2 separate regions of the Homo sapiens genome follow, and region 1 is linked to region 2. A link is a contact called in ENCODE Hi-C or POLR2A ChIA-PET data. All regions are on one chromosome and are shown on one strand. The core of a region is the stretch at or near the end of the contact, and the rest is flanking DNA. Distances in the headings are between cores, read along the strand shown. Region 1 has its middle 71 kb from the start of LINC01601. Region 2 has its middle 42 kb from the start of SETBP1-DT.

What was found. Hi-C counts contacts between places; a loop is a spot of excess contacts on that map. ChIA-PET counts read pairs that join two places held with the same protein, here RNA polymerase II (POLR2A). Pooled maps may share reads with other maps.
Region 1: a loop to region 2 is called in a map of PC-3, with 4 times the contacts of the local background. The contact joins two enhancer-like sites. A Hi-C loop is called at or near these places in 1 of 168 maps with a recorded cell type or tissue (PC-3) and 3 of 50 pooled maps. POLR2A ChIA-PET finds 5 or more read pairs at or near these places in 3 of 52 experiments (A673, PC-9 and activated CD4-positive, alpha-beta T cell).

Annotation. Positions count from the first base shown.
Region 1 is chr18:44,601,074-44,604,068 of GRCh38, reverse strand. No RefSeq gene overlaps it. Among named protein-coding and RNA genes, the nearest start is that of LINC01601, 71 kb to the right of the region's middle. Within about 2 kb of position 1,553, at least 3 of the 41 ENCODE cell types and tissues checked have a DNase peak (open chromatin) inside an H3K27ac peak, as active enhancers do; they include PC-3 and PC-9, where a contact is called at or near this core.
Region 2 is chr18:44,636,003-44,639,007 of GRCh38, reverse strand. No RefSeq gene overlaps it. Among named protein-coding and RNA genes, the nearest start is that of SETBP1-DT, 42 kb to the left of the region's middle. Within about 2 kb of position 1,352, at least 3 of the 41 ENCODE cell types and tissues checked have a DNase peak (open chromatin) inside an H3K27ac peak, as active enhancers do; they include PC-3 and PC-9, where a contact is called at or near this core.

The DNA.
Region 1 (2,995 bases), core at 304-2,803, 35 kb after region 2:
TTAGGGTCTAATAAGAGGGAAACTACCAAATCAATCACTATACTGTGATTATACCCCTAAAATAAAAAATATTCAAAATAAAGGATGTGGTAGTGGAAGAATTTCAACGCACTGCTGGAGATAGATGGGACCTTTGTGTTGACACTGGCTATAGGATTTCTCCTCATAAAAAAATGTCATGAGGTTCACAGATGGGCATCTGGAATCTGCACACCAGCTTTTGTATGTATGGACAAATTTGCATTGTTCTGTTATGAGCAAACATATCTTTCATCATTTGTTCAAAGAAGTTTGTATTAACCTTTCTAGCTGCTACAACAAACAACTCCCAAAATTTCTGTGGCTTAAAGATGTGCTTTTCACTCATGATCAGCTCAGTTGAGTTGAGAAGGTTCTGCCTTTCACCATGGACTCCAAGTTCTTCATTTGGGCTGGGCATGGTGGCTCATGCCTGTAATCCAGCACTTTGGGAGGCCATGACAGGCAGATCACTCGAGCCCAGGAGCTCAAGACCAGCTTAGGTAATGTGGTGAAACCTCCTCTCCACAAAAAATACAAAAATTAGCCTGGAGTGGTGGCATGCACCTGTGGTATCAGCTATTGGGAGGCTGAGGTGGGAGGATAGCTTGAGCCCGGGAGGTCAAGGTTGCAGTGAGCCATGATCACGCTACAGCATTCCAGCCTGGGTGACAAAGTGATACTTTGTCTCGATACACAAATAAATAAATAAAGTCATTTTTTTGATACTTTGCATCCAGACAGCTAATGATAACAGACATAGAGTGGGGATGATTCTGTAGGACACTTTAAGGGCATGGCCTGGAAGTGGCTGATATCAATTTTGCCCACCTTTTACTGGGCAGAACCCATCACATAGCCTCATATAGATTAGAAAAAGTTAAAAAAAAAATAGTTTTCCTGGTGCCCAGAGGGAAAAATGAAATGTTTTGGTGAACATGTAGAATGATTTCTGCCATAGGTTTTATGACTCATGAACGGTTAGGAAACATTGCCTTGGGCATTCATGTGTGAAAGGGTATGTTTTGCAGAGTATCATGATTTAGTTTGTCAGGCCAGCTGGGTCACAGGGGAGTTGTTAGAAAGGAATCAAAGTGGTAGCATATTTCTCTAAAACAATCTTGAAAGATTCTGATTTCTCTAGGAGATCTCTCCAGCAAGATTTGTAGGGCTTAGCATTCTATATTCTCCCAACACCTTTCATCACTAAAACTCTGGAGGAGAAAAAAATATCGGGAAGATTCCAAGTACTTGCCACTCTCTGGGTGAGATTAACTACCTTGAGGAACATGAAGAAGACATCTTTTGCAATATTTTTTTCTACAGTTTTGGAGGCCAGGGCGTGGGTCTAGAGTTAACTCAAACTTGAAAATGAGAATTGAACCATGCTTCTGAGAGTGCTGCCTAAAGGAAGTGAGGTGTTGTAACTTGGTTACTTGGCATTTGGTATTTGTCTCTGTTTGTTCCATAAAAACTTTTGAAAGTGTTGGCGGATGTAGCTAACATTTGGTCTACTGCTATAAAGGATGTCAAGACCTCCAGTCAGATTTGTGGTTTTCCATTAGCCCTTAGGAATGTTTCTTTTGAATGCTGGTAGCATATTCCACCCACTCTTTTTACACTGATCATAGTAAATATGAATTTGCTTTTATAAAGACAGAGTAGAGACCTAGGAAACTGAATTAATTTTAGCAAAATCAAATTAATTTTAGGAAAATCAAATCAGGAAATGAGGAAAATAACAATATTAATTTATAAGTGGGTATATATTTTCTATTTTTCTCATGTATAATGGTGAAGATTGTTACTTAGCTACTGCTTTAAACACTTTCTAGTCTTAGGATTAATATAAACCAATGATTTGAAAACCTTGATCACATACCGTAGCTGTAAAAATTGTGATCATAGATCTCAAATATATGCACATTTATTCATAAACCATATTCATGTGCAACTTTAATGATATATGTATTAGAAACCTATATAAAAGCTGGGTGTGGTGGTACACACCTGTAATCCTAGCACTTTGGGAAGCTGAGGCAGAAGAATCACTTGAGCTCAAGAGTTTGAAACCAATCTGGGCAACATAGTGAGACCCAAACTCAAACAACAAACAAACAAACAAACAAACAACAAAAACTCTATATAAAGATAAAAATTCAAATGGAAAAGATTACATTACTATATAAGTTGAAATTCCAGTAATTTCTTTCTACATTTCAGTGAGTGGTCTTGCCTACAATCTGGGTGTTTCTCACTTAAGAAGTTTGTTAACATAAACAAGACACTTAATGTAGTATTCTTTGAATCAGAGCTTCCTAAGCAATGAGCTAGTTGTTACTGTAAAACTTTGTTTTATGGGAATTCCATCTATATTTGTAGGATGCTGGATGCCACACAGTCATGCTGTTGAGATGGCAAGTTGCCAAATAGGCTCCTTTCAAGTCCTGAAGAAAAAAATCTTTCTTTCCCAGAAGGCTTTGTCTTTGACTCAGCTGCTGTCAATTCATCACATCTCTAAGTCTCTATGATACACAGAAAAATTAAGACCAACAATTTCTACTCCACCAAGGATAATTTAGAGAATCATAAACAGATTTCACTCTATTCACCTGAAACACTGATGGAGTCTGAAGCAAAAAGATGTGAAAGGTTGGAGAGGCTCTGTAAAACAAAACAAAACAAAACAAAACACAGAAAACACAAGAAGAGACTAATAAAAATTGTAAGAGCTAACACTTATTGAATACCCACTATGTGCTGGTAATTGCCATTGCTAAGTAGTTCATACACATCATGTATTTTCATCCTTAAAATAAACCAAGAAATATGTGCTAATTATTATCCTCTTTTTACAATAAGTAAACTGCCTCTAAGATGAATGGATAATGGAAAAATGTTTTGTTTCTGGAAAATAAAGAATGTTTAGATGACTTGTTAGTTGTTAGGTGTGCCCGTTTGTCGGAAGGGTTTCCTG
Region 2 (3,005 bases), core at 103-2,602:
GACACTGTGCTAACCTGCTGTACTTGTGAAGTTGAATATTTCAATCTCCTTGCTCATTTTAATGGGAACTGAGTCACTTAACTTGTTTGTTTGTTTGTTTGTTTTTGAGAATCTCATTCTGTTGTCCAGGCTGGAGTGCAATGGCACAATCTCGGCTCACTGCAACCTCTACCACCTGGGTCAAGAGATTCTCCTGCCTCAGCCTCCCGAGTAGCTGGGACTACAGGTGTGTGCCACCACACCTGGTTAATTTTTGTATTTTTAGTAGAGATGGGGTTTCACTATGTTGGCCAGTCTGGTCTCAAACACCTGACCTTGTGATCCACCCCCCCCCACCCCCCTGCTTGGCCTCCCAAAGTGCTGAGATTCAGGTGCGAGTCACCACACCTGGCCCACTTAACTTCTTATTGCATCAGTTGACTCAACTGTCCATAGTGACCATCCCTGTCTGGTCTTTCTTGTACAGTTTTTATGAGAGAAGGGCTTGAAGAGTGCCTTGTAGAAATAAAAGGGCTGGACAATTATGAGGCGCAATGCATTTATTGGCATTTTTTGAACACCTATTGGCATATGAAGTGGCTACTGTGCTCACATAGGATGACCACTAGGGAAAGCTGACCGTAAAGCAAGAGGAAAACTGGTTCTGGCTTAATGGCATTTTGTGGAATGCCAATCACTGAAGCAAAGATTCTTTCATGATTGTGTATGAAGTGAAGTGAAGCCATAAAGAAAGATGAAAAAGTGAATCAAGAAGAACAGGAGGAGTAGGTGTGGGAAAAATAGGTGTCACGGCTGGTCAGAGTTTTTACATGCTACCTCGCAGGAGTGGGCAGGCAGGGCAGGGCATGTCCAAGGAATACTCTGGGAACCTTGATATGAGATAGTAACACAGAATTAGTTTTGGTAATAATGTTAGTTAGCATTTATAACACACTTGTTTTCAAAGTACTTTACAATGGTGAATTGGGTAATTATATCCCTGTGAATTAGGTCAGCATTGTTATTTCTCTTTCACTCTATTAATCCCTTCTCCTCAGCTAGCTGAGGCTCTTAGTCACAAAGTTAAACATTCAGCCATCAGTTACATGTGTCCCCGTGAAACAATGTGTTGGCCTTAAAGGGCAGACATAGGAATGGTTAAATGTTACCCTAGCGTTTTCTCCTTAATGCTAAACAGAATTTTTTTTTTAAATCAGATCTTAGCTTGTAGAGAAGCTGGTTATAATACTTTCAAAGTCACTGTCATTCCTCCCCTCTGCTTCTCGTAAGAGGTATGCCAATTATTCTCAAACTACATGAACTGTGAGAAAAACCCTCGGATGTGTGACTCAGAGAGGTGTGTTCTGGTGTGGCTTCTGCCACTTCCAGCTTACTGGGTGAGATCATTTCAACAAGCCATCTGAGATTTCTAAGTTTCTGAGTTCACCTTTGTAAAACGTGAAGAATAATACTTGGCCTGCTTTCCTGTTTGGTGGTTTTTGAAAGTGACACAAAAATAATAATTTAGGAAATAATGTATGGCTGAATTTAGTAAGATATGCTAGACTTATTGGTTGCCAAGGTTTACATGACATGAATGAAAAGATGTCAAGTGCACAGTGCCATCACCTTTGCTCTTTTGCTTATGGTGATCACAGCATTCTTCCCCTCACCTCCCCACCCCAACCTGAGCTAGGTCTTAGCATTGGGCCCCTCAACACAGCTCTCTCAGCCACTACTGACTGATTGGAGTTGTTGCAGACAAGGAAAACTTTTGGTAAGCCCAAATCTAAGTGTCTTCTGCTGCTCATATTTATTTTATGTTATCTTGAATAGGTTATATGTATACACCGAGCAAAATATTTTCTAGAAAGTGAACAGTCTCCCCCTTAGTCCTCTTACCTTCTGCTATTTCTAAAGTGAAAATCTTCTCTGGTTTATTTACATGCTCTGATAAATATTCTCTCAGGAAGAAGAATTAACGGACATCTTAACGTCAGATGGATTAGGAGGTATGAAATTATGAAAAAAGAAAATTGATTTCATTGTAATTCTTGGCAATACGTTGGCTGAAAATCTAATCTTTTTACTTCTATCCCATGCCAGGTGAACTTTTTATAAACAGAAAATGCTCTTGAGTCTAGTTGAATTGAATGTAGGTGCTCATGTGACTTAACCGTGTTCCAAATATTAGCTCCTGTTTTAAGCCTCTGGATGCCTTTCCATTTTGAACTGAACAATGAAGATTCATTGAAATACTATCATCATCACCACACCTGGGATGACTGAATAAATTTTTTTTTGCCCCCCCACAGTGTCTCTCTTTTTCAGTGTTTCTCAGGGTGAGTGGCCAAGAAAAATTCCCACTTTCAATGGGAGTGCCTGGGTAAGGTTTAGGCAGATGAAACAAAGTCAGTGGAAACTATAGGATACAGTATCCATTTTCTAATTCATGGTTTAAGGGTCTTTCACATAAAAGTGCTAGATCATTTTGTTGGAGTGTCCTTAGCAAATTTGATATTACTACTTTCATCTTTGGTGTCTTCTGCATTGTAAAGGGGAAGTGAGAGACTCCTTTTTTCAGAATCTTCTTCTCTATATGGTGTCAGGTTTGAGTCTGTCAGTGAGAGGCATTTGCCTGTCATCTGGAAATAGGAAAAAGGAAGAGAAGTCACTATTCTTTGGAGGTCACTGCAGCCAGATTCATGAACAGAAGAGTGGCTCACAGTAACTTCTTGGTGAGTCCTAGAGAATCACTTGGTTCACTGCTGACAACAAAGAGATACAAACTTCTCAGGAATTTTTAAGAATAGAAACAGTGTTCCAGAGAGCTCTCCAAACTTTCTGCTTTGGTAGTTCAGGTAAGATCTTTAGTGTCAACTTCCCCAACCTGTGCTTCCAAGTTCTTCCAGTAGTTAAGCTACTATTTCCTGATTTAAGTCCTTTATACTTGAAATAGAGTGACTCCTATTGCTTAATCGAACTTTAACATAGATAGTTTTTTGTTTGTTTGTTTGTTTTTGTTT